Regions from separate parts of the Homo sapiens genome. Here region 1 is linked to region 2. Evidence: read pairs that join two places in POLR2A ChIA-PET (ENCODE). Cell type or tissue: IMR-90. All regions are shown on one strand. Links, peaks and the distances in the headings refer to the core of each region. The heading gives the core; the rest is flanking DNA. Region 1 has its middle 6.3 kb from the start of FBXL5. Region 2 overlaps CC2D2A (coiled-coil and C2 domain containing 2A).

Region 1 (5,387 bases), core at 82-5,081, 86 kb after region 2:
TATCCACCCCATCCTTAATCAGCTGCAGTGATCAATGTTTCTTCCTCATTAATTTCAGTCCCTCCTGTGCTTTAACTAAATAATATATTTAATGACAAAAAATCAGAAGAATGTCATAAATGGAAGGGTACCCAGTAAAATAATTAATTTCTTAGCAGTTTTAAGTACCTGACATTATGTAATAATGTTTATCTACATTCCCTGAACAAGTAGTAGGCATACATAGTAGGCATAAAATATTTCTTGCTGCATGAATGAGAATTTGAAAAGTTTTTACAAACCAAAATACTCCTGTTATTCAGTAATATACATATATGGTTTTTAAGAAAAACTAATCCAAACAAGCTATATTTAAAGTCCTAATTTCAACAATTGTTACCCTCCTTTAAAGGGTTCTCATTTTGACCTCATAAGCAAAAATTGATTCCTAAACTGGGTACTGGGTAAGATTCAGTTCTGGGAATCTCTTTACTCAGATTTCTAATTCCTTCTACCAGGAGAATGTGAGCTGCACCGCAAACTACGTTAACTGTCCAAATATAGAGTAGTCCCATTCCTTAGATCTCCTTTTGAAGAGAAGTTTAGATAATACTAAAATCATAGTCTCTTTCATTTTAAATCTGGAGATATAATGTGTATAGTGGTCCATAAAGTTTCCTTGCAAAATTTTCAGACAGAGAAGAGCCTTCCATTTCCCAAATATACCTTTATGTCACCTACCTTGCGTCATTTACCTCTTAGTAAATATTGCCAAGTGAACACCAAAATCTTGATTTTCAACCAGAGGCTCTATTATGGGCTGACTTGTAGGGAGAAAGAATGGTTCCATGTGTATGGCCTGAGGGAAAGGTGGCTACTCTCAGGGACAACTTGACTCAGCTGTTTGCACCATGTAGTGAGAAAGTATCACAAGTTTCTGGAATGGAAAGAAATGATAAGTTCCTGTAAAGTGTCAGAGTTACATTCATTGTAGTGATGAAATCTGGCAGGCAGTTGCTTAATCCCTGCCTACAGAGAGGGGAAAAAAAAGTATTAGGAAAGTATCAGTTCTGTTTCCTTCCTCCCTACCCCTGACATTTTTTTTTTTTTTTAAAGAGGGTTTCACTCTGTCACCCAGGCTGGAGTGCAGTGGCACAAACATAGCTTACTGCAGCCTCAAACTCCTAGGCTCAAATGATCCTCCTTTCTCAGCTGCAGAATAGCTAAGACTACAGGCCCGTGCCACCACACCAGGCTAATTTTTTATTTTTATTTTTTGTAGAGGTGCAGTCTCATGATGTTGCCTAGGCTGATCTTGAACTCCTAGCTTCAAGCAATCCTCCCACATGGCCTCCCAAAGCACTGGGATTACAGGCATGAGCCGCCGCACCCAGCCCCGACATTGTTTTAAAAACTCAAAACAGAGTACCAAAAAATCCCCAATTACACAAGACACCTCCTAAAAAATTTAAATGCTGAGAGCTACCTAGAAATAGAGATGTCATGTATACATCTTATTTGTGTTCACTGACCAATAGCCTGGCTAATACACGAAACATTGATTTGAATTCTAATCCCACTTCTCACTACCTACCTACCCACAAGATCTAGGGCAAATCACTTGGCCATTCTGGAGCCTTCATTTCCTCGACTGTAAAGACTTGGTCTGGGACACTTTTGAGTGATAAAAGGTGCTAGATTATTAATACATATTAATTAATCTACAACATGTGTAAAAAGGACTCTCCCAGGCTGACTTGTTAAGGGAAATCTGTCACCAGTCATCCAGATAAGTCAGTCTAGAGTTAGGTGGCCCAGCACGGTGGCTCACGCCTGTAATCCCAACACTGGGAGGCCGAGGTGGGCGGATCACTTCAGGTCAGGAGTTTGAAACCAACCTGGGCAACATGGCGAAACTCCATCTCTACTAAAAATACAAAAATTAGCCGGGCATGGTGGCACACGCCTGTAGTACCAGCTACTGGAAAGGCTGAGGCAGGAGAATCACTTAAACCTGAGAGAAGGAGGTTGCAGTGAGCCTAGTTTGAGCCACTGCACTCCAGCCTGGGTGACAGAGCAAGGCTCCATTTCAAAAAAAAAAAAAAGTTAGGTAACCTTTAACGAATCATTATTTTATTTGTGTAACCAATTTAACTGTGATTAGTTCCATTCACTTTCCCTAAAATGTCTCTACCAAGGTGATTCTTTGGACTACTATAGGTGTTTCCCCTGTGTGCAAGGTTGTAACAAAACTTTGGCATGTGCTTGTAATTGCACTGTTTTAAAAGTGTTCTTTTACAGTGAAGAGACAGTAAAGCAAAATGGGTTGGAGTGTGGAACCAGTATTCTCATCTGTAAAGGGATAGTGAGTCTCCAGAGTATCCTGAGAACTAAGTGTTTTATGGAATTTAGCAGAGCCTGGCATGGGAAGCACTAAATGTTAGCTATTTTACCTGTAAAATGAGCAGATTGGTCATGATGTTCTCTTTGGTCTCTGCCAATTTTCAGTGTTTGGGAACCTTAGGAATAGTATTTCAAAGCTGTTTCTTTAGGTTAATTCTACAAATTAACTGGAGAAGGGACTTGTCACATTTAGTTGTAAGTGACAGAAAATAGAAAATAACAGTGCCTTAAGCAAGATGGGGTCTTTTTTTTCTCTTTTTCTCATGTATTAGTTATCTGTTGTTGCTTAAGATTAACCCAAAACTTGAATGGCTTAAGCACCCTTTAAAACTTAAATGGCTTTATTATTTCAGTTTTTAAGGATCAGGAATTACAGAGTGGCTTATGGGGTGGTTCTAGATCAGGTTTTCTCATGTGGCTGCAGTCAGATTGGCAGCTAAAGCTGCGATCATCCGATGACATAACCTAGGACTGAAGGATCTGCTTTCAGGTTCTCTCAGGTGGCTGTTGAGAGGCCTCACATCCTCATAGGCTGTTAGAATAAGGACCTCAGGTCCTCACCACATGGTACTCTCTATGGAGTTACTTATAATATGGTAGCTTGCTTTCCTCAAGGTGAGGGCCAATAAAGAGAGAGAGCAAATGATTTCAAACCCAAAATAAGTCAGTCTTTTATAACATAATCTCAGAAGAGACATCCCATCACTCATGCCTATGCTACTGGTCATACAGAACAACCCCAGTACAGTGTGGGAGGGGATTGCTTACACAATGGTGTACCTAATAAACGAAGGGATTAATTGAGGGCCATCTTTGAAGCTGGCTAAACGTGGTCCAGAACTGGTTTGACAGCTCTACTTTATTTAGGGGCATAGGCTCCTTCCACGGCTCTACCAACTCTAGAGGGTAGTCTTCATATTTAAGTTCAAAGGTGGTGGCACTTGTGTGACCCAGGGCAAATCATCTATTCTGAGTTTCTAGGTCCTCACTTAATAAACTATGAAAAAGAGTAAAATATACTTCATAGTGTTGTTGTAAAGATTAACGGAATAAGTGTAATAGGCTTTCACAGTACCTGGCATATTAAGCATTCAATACTATCTTTTAATATTGCTATATACATTAAATAATGAGACTATCCCAAGAGATCATCAGATATGCATTGTTCCTTGAAAAGGTCAAGCTTAGAAATCACTGGTAATAAAAAAGCTCTACTTGGATAATTCAAGTGAGCCTCTCGTCACCATTCCCAGCCCAGAAATGGTGAAGGATAAAAATTGTTTTTTTCAATATCATTCTAGAGGTAGTTAAAATTGAATCAATCCATTCAATCCATTATCTTTATGTAATCTACTCCTAGGTAGCTGATACTATAGTAAGATGTAATTTTTTTTTGTCTTTGCAAAGGTGTTCTTGTTGCTGACAAGGAACAGCAGAATAGTGAACAAGTTTGTGGCTAAACATTATTCCCAGATTTTAAAAAATGTTCAGTGTGCACAATTGTTACTACCAGATCTTTGTCAGAATAATCTTTCTGTCACTGAATAACTGACCCATAAAACAATAGAGCATATTGACCTAGTGTGCAGGGTAAGCAATGAGTAAATAAGAAATGGTTGTAAAATATTTACCAAATGTAACTTTCTAATTTGGGTAGCTTTAAGATGGGTCAAAATAAAAGGAATGCTATTATTTGTGAAGAATTACAAGTTTACATATGTTTATTCTTGCCAGTCTTTTACTGAAAATTCCTAGAAATGATATCCTTTCCTTTATATATACCATAATATTTGTATGATATTCCTCTCCAAAGATAGGGGTAATATTATACATTGATAATAGTCATTCATTATTGAAAAACTAACAATACACTAAGTACTCCACTGCATGGGACATAGTAGCCATTCAATAAATGATAGGTATCTTTATTATTAGACACCTAACACTGTATGAAATAGGATACCATAATAGACTCTAGTCTCAGTATCTCTATTAAGATATTAGGGGCCAGAGGTTTCAAAATGGTTTGACCTGTTGTAGTGGTTCATTCAGCACACTGGAGTTGGACTGATTGTCTGGGTTCAAATCTCAGCTGGTCCACTTTCTTACTTACTACCAGCAGGGTAAAACAGAACCTCTTTTGCCTTCTGGGAATGAGGACTTTGCTACTACCGTTAAGCCACAAAACTGTTCACTATTCTGCTCACTCATCTGTGAAATGGAAATACTACTACCTATTCTAGTGGACTGTGGTGGAGATTAAATGAGATTATATAGTCAAAGAGCTCACAACAGTACCTGTCACATAATTTTTTTTTAAAGAAAAATCTGCTTATTTCTGTCACTACTCAACAAACACTAGGTGACTATCATTTGCCAGAAGCTACAGATTCAGTAAGTCCAAAAGTGAACTCACCATTTTCTGTCCTCTGAGTTTGCCAAGGTTTCTGTATTCTCATCTCATTTTCATCACTGTTCATTGACTTACCCTGGCTAATATAATGACAGCAAACAAACCTGAGTGCAAGTCACCAATCTAAAGACTTTTTGGTTTTAGAGTATTTATATTCACAGAATGACTGCATGAATTGTAGGCACTCTTATCCTGATTTTTCAGATGAAAAACTTAAAGAAGCTACATAATTTGCCCAAGACTACCCCATTAAGAAATAGCAGAGCCAAGATTCAAACTTAGGCAGTCTGGCTTCAGAGCTTCTATCTTTTTAGGTAACACACAATACTGCTTCTAGAGATTTTGGAGTTATCTTAAAAGCTTTCATTTTTCCATCACTCAGTATCTTAATAAGACACATAGTCCTCTCAAACATCTCTAATTCATCCCTTCTCTGCTTACACTAATACAGACCTAGTATGGGCCCTACTTACCTTCTCCTTGAACTACTGGTTTCCCTGCTTTCAGCTTCTCATTTCAATCCTTGCACCAAACCAGCTAGTCAGCAATGTTTCTAAAACAAAAAATCTAATGACTCTCCCTCAGTTAAATC
Region 2 (5,387 bases), core at 122-5,121:
GTGAAGTCCCACAACAGGCCATCTGCAAGCTGAGGAGCAAGGAAGCCAATCCGAGTCCCAAAACCTCAAAAGTAGGGAAGCTGACAGTGCAGCCTTCAGTCTGGGCTGAAGGCCCTAGATCCCCTAGCAAACTACTGGTGTAAGTCCAAGAGTCCAAAAACTGAAGAACTTGGAGTCTAATGTTTGAGGGCAGGAAGCATCCAGCATGGGAGAAAGATGAAGGGGGGAAGACTCAGCCAGTCTAGTCCTTCCACATTCTTCTGCCTGCTCTTCTCCTAGCCATGCTGGCAGCTGATCAGATGGTGCCCACCCAGTCCACTGACTCAAATGTTAATCTCCCTTGGCAGCACACTCACAGACACACCCAGGAACAATACTTTGTATCCTTCAGTCCAATCGATACTTAACCACCATAGTGCCCAAGCTGAGAAACCCTGTCTTAAATCCTTATACTTCAAATCTTCAAAAATGGCACACATTCCTTCCTGTGTCATCTATTTTACAGAATAAACAAGCTCGGTTATTTCAGCTGTACTTTCCATGCCATAGTTTTTTGTTTTCGTTTTTGAGACAGAGTCTGGTTCTGTCATCCAGGCTGGAGTGCAGTGGCGCCATCTCGGCTCACTGCAACCTCCACCTCCCAGGTTCAAGCGATTGTCCTGTGTCAGCCTCCCAAGTAGCTGGGACCACAGGCGTGTGCCACCACACCTGGCTAATTTTTGTATTTTTGGTAAAGATGGAGTTTCACCTTGTTGGCCAGGCTTGTCTCAAACTCCTGACCTCAAGTGCTCTACCTGCCTCGGCCTCCCAAAGTGCTGGGATATCTGGCGTGAGCCACTGTGCCTGGCCTGCCATCGTTTTTATACTCTTGTTTTCCTGTATCCTTAGATAACATTTGATCTAAGCTTTGGAATATAATTAAAATTCTGAAAAATGGAGATGGGAAGTTGGGCATTCTAGAAATGGGGAATGGCCAGTAGCCAATATTTATTGATTGCTTACCATATGCTGGACATTTTTCTTAGTGTTTTATATCTATTCATTCACTACTCATAACAACCCCACAAAGTAGATACTATTATTGTCTCTTTTTACTAATGAGGAAGCCTCAGATTCCTCATTTGTAAACCAAGTTTTGAACCCAAAACTGCGTTTAAACCAAGACTTGAACCTAAGCAAATTGTATATTCAGTACACCCTCTGCTAAACAATGAAAAGAAGGCAAGGAAGTACAGAGCCCTTTCTGGCGAGTGCTTAGAGAGATGAGATTAGAAAGATGGGATTGGCTTTGAATGCCAGTCTGAGCAATTTTGGTTCAATTTATTAAACAATGAGGAGTTGACACTTGCCTCTCAACTTCTGTTGGAAAAAGCATCAGGATGTTTACCAAGTCATATTTTCTTCACAGATTGATGGAACATTTAAAATAGATATTCCCCCAGTTCTTCTGGGCTACAGTAAGGAGCGAAATATGATTCTTGAGCGGGGTTTTGATTCTGTCCGAAGCTTAAGTGAAGGCTCCTACATTACCCTCTTTATTACCATTGAGCCCCAGCTGGTTCCTGGAGAGTCCATTCGAGAAAAGGTAACTACTTATAGTTTGGAAACCCATGTCTATGTTGATAAAACACAAGAAATGCTTGCTAGGCTATACTTTTATGAACTTTTTCCTACACAAACAGAGCCTTCCTTACTTCAATCTCCATTTATTATTCTTTCAGTTTAGATAGAATGGTGGTGAGAAAACAGATGTGTGGGTTTGTACTTTCACTGAACCAGTAATCGGGTCAATCAGCAATATGTTTATATTTATCTTGCTTTGCCTAAAACTTAAGACTTTTAGTCAAAGCAAGACAAATATAAACATGCTCTACTTCTAGAAGAATGTTCTCAATGTGAAGAAAATGAAATATCACAAACTAGAATATCAGATTGCTCTTTTATTTGACAAGTATTGGCAAGAATACATTTCCATGTCTGATCTTACATCCTTGGCTATGGTATGCATTGAATCAATTCATAGGATCATAAGACTAGATGACCTTCATGAGTCACCTCAATTCATTTCATGAAATAAATATATGTACAAGTATGCTTTTAAACAGCTCTAGAAAAGAGTTTCCAGAACTTTCACTGGTTAGCAACTGTCCCTGAACCTTCATTAAACCTATTTATGCCTAGTGTTCCATTACTGGAACGCTACGCATGTGGGAGTTATTTATATCCTACCTCTCAAGGTCATTTCCAAGGTCTGATTGCAAAAATTCAAAAAATTGCAACCTCAGGCATAAATGTGTTAAGAAATAAATGTCTTCCTGTAACATAGTTGTATAGCATTTATACATACTGCCCTCATTGGATTTGGGAGAATATATTGATGGTGACCTCTTATTCATATGTAAACAAATACAGTAATAACATCAACAACAACCACCATGATGTACTGAATCCGTACTCTGTCCTTAGCACTATGTCAAACCTTGGATGCATGTTCTGACCTGAATATGCATAGGTGTCTTGGACAAGGGGTCTCCAACTTACAGAAGAGGAAAATAAGCTTCAATTTATGCAGGGTGACATAGGCAGAGGTAACACATGTCTGTCTGACTCTAAACTGTACATATTCAGCATATATTTACTGCACATCTTCTGTGTGACAGACATTTCTTAGGCACTGGGAGTACAGTAGGCTAGAAAAGCAAATAAAAATTCCTCCAAGCTTACATTCACATGTAAGCGTAAGTTGTTAACTACTAACCTATAGTGCACAGATTATTGTGCTTACTCTAGTCTATCCATTATAATTAAGACTTAGATAGAGATGGAAAAAAACAAACATACTCCTTTTTTTCCAGTATTACAATTTGGTTCCCAGAGAAAAATATCATCACTATCTCCCATCTGCAATGCACTGAAATTTAAATTAATTGTATATTTTGTCAGTAAAACAGTGCTTCTCTAGATATATGCATTTCAAAATATTTTAGAAAGGGAAAATATATTCTGAATGTTTGTCTTCATGTATAATATAAATTCAAATGAACGCCAATAAACATGTTTACACACAAAAATACTTCCAGACAAAAGATGATTTTGCTGTTTCTATGTATATGTAACAGAAGAACAGGCAGTCAGCTAGGACCCCACCTTGGGGGTGTGTTTCTAAAACACGTGAAAGCAGTCTATCCTGGCAGAAAGGATGAAAGCCCAAGACTCCTCCACACTAGGCATCCCTCACGGGCCCTGACTTCTTACTGCAGGACTTTAAAGAGGCCTCCAGGGCTCTGAACCACAGTCCTCAAGTCCTGCAGCCTTCCTTCCCTAAAGCTATTAAATGGCAGTCAGATTCTGCCTTTGGTGGCAGGTCACTACCGCACTGTGGCTGTAGAAAGCATTTATCTTAGACCTCTAAAATGAGGGCTTAAAAAACCCCTATGGAAGGCAGATTCTTTGTGGCTGTTTGATAAGGAAGGCATGTTGATTGACAGAACCCTTATGTCCAAAAGAGGCAGTGGCAGAAAACACTGCTCAGTGATTCACTTGCAGACAATTCAGGAAAGAGAAGGTCTCATCCTAAAATTATAGGGTCAACAACCTGGAATTGTTTTTCCACTTACAGCAATACTTCCTGGATTAGCAGATTAGAGTCTCTCCTCTACCACCATGCCATATGGAACCATTCCATAGGATGTTTTAAACATATTTACCAATGGAAAATTTTTAAAGATGGGTAGAAACTCCTGAAACTCTTATTTTAATATCACTTACATGATCTTGTTAAAAATGTTTTTTTAAAGATTATCTCTGTTACTAAAGCCTGCCTCTTGTTTCTTTTTCTTTCTTTCTTTCTTGCCTCTGATAGATGAGTAACATGCTTAAGAAGGTACTAAGTATTTTGTTTTACTATTTTATTGGTCAATAGTTATTAGGCTTTAATTAGCTGCTTCTGTCCACTGCCACCTGAGGGACAGGTGTTATGTCCTAACGTATGTGTAATGCCTGGGCATTGAATTACAGATGTCTCCAGTTCCATGAGGAATGTCCTGCCTTATCTTTTGGCCCATTTCATTTTACCAGAAAGACTGTTAGTTAGCTTTGAATCTAAGAAGTCATCAGTCTGAATGTCACCTGCATACTGGGAGCTAGCTCTACTCTTTGCAAATCTATAAAACCCACGAGCTGCTTCTTACAGTGTATCTCTGAAAGTTATTTCTGGTGGGTTGGGGCTGTCTCAGTACAGCTTTTCTTTTTTGTTGTTGTTTTTTGTTTTTGAGAGAGGGTCTTGCTCTGTCACCTAGCTGGAGTGCAGTGGTGCCATCACAGCTTGCTGCAGCCTCGACCTCTTCAGCCCAAGTGATGCTCCTACCTCAGCCTCCCAAGTACTGGGACCACAGGCATGTGCCACTAGGCACAGCTAATTTTGTTTATTTTTTTTGTAGAGTTGAGGTCTCCTTTTGTTGACCAGGCTGCTTTCAAACTCCTGGGCTCAAGTGATCCTCCGGCGTCAGCCTCCCAAAGTGCTGAGATTACAGGTGTGAGCCACTGCACCTGGCCAGTGTAGCTTTTCAAAGGCAACATACACCCATTCAGTTTTTTATAAATGTTTACATTAGAGGCCAAAGAATTGAGCCAGTCAAGAACCTTTCAAATTTTCTGTTGAATCAAACTGAAATTTGTCAGCTCCACCTTAATTTGTTTCATCATAAGTGACCCAAATTCTTTCAGTATTTAACTTCTCCTTGGCACTTCTTAGATCACTAACATAGCATACTACTAATCCTTAAATTCCTGTTTCACACCATAAAATGGCATCTTGGTGGCCTAGACAAGTATTAAAGACTAAATGCTTACCATGTGTATGCTAGGTGTACATAAGGAATATTCAAACACAGGCCTCAAGAAGGACTGCTTATAGAGGCAAGTGACTCAACAGAACATTCCAATGAAAGTGGTAGAAAAAGCTTTAGACACACTTTTTTTTTTTTAACTTGGAAGGCCAATAATCAGTACTGATTCAAGATTGTTGTTGTTCTTTTGGACAGTGCCTATAGCTGCCTCTCTTACATGCTCCCACAGCACTGTAGGTCTCAAGTCCCTGATTGCTTATTAATGTTCCCCTGTAGACTAAAAGTTCTTTTGGAGGATTCTTCCATACTCATTTATCCAGAGTGCCTGGAATTTTTCAGACTCCCAACATTTTTCAAAACTTGGATGAATGAGTAAATGAAATAGTTTAGAGGAACACAGATGAATTCAACTGTGTCCTTTTTTGCACATCATTCTTGTTTTATAATTCTCCATTTTTCCACAATTACAATTACTCCTGGACTGACCATTCTACATTAGAAATCTGTGATACACCTACACCAAAGCTGTATGAGCTTACC

Evidence for each region. ChIA-PET counts read pairs that join two places held together with the same protein. Peaks named below come from ENCODE experiments on the same cell type or tissue, not always from the same donor. Only the 100,000 strongest peaks of a DNase experiment are listed, where the experiment ranks them.
Region 1: POLR2A ChIA-PET joins it to region 2 with 6 read pairs; 2 of 35 experiments call an interaction of 5 or more read pairs at or near these places.

The regions. Positions count from the first base shown.
Region 1 is chr4:15,659,007-15,664,393 of GRCh38, forward strand. It overlaps a transcript of FBXL5 not described here and a transcript of FAM200B not described here. Among named protein-coding and RNA genes, the nearest start is that of FBXL5, 6.3 kb to the left of the region's middle. In IMR-90, for the core only: no CTCF peak of the experiment used is centred there; no DNase peak of the experiment used is centred there; H3K27ac peaks cover 304 bases.
Region 2 is chr4:15,572,742-15,578,128 of GRCh38, forward strand. CC2D2A (coiled-coil and C2 domain containing 2A) reads left to right here. Exons shown (of 37, transcript NM_001378615.1): 29 at 1,409-1,585. Among named protein-coding and RNA genes, the nearest start is that of FBXL5, 80 kb to the right of the region's middle. In IMR-90, for the core only: no CTCF peak of the experiment used is centred there; a DNase peak (open chromatin) is centred at 4,950.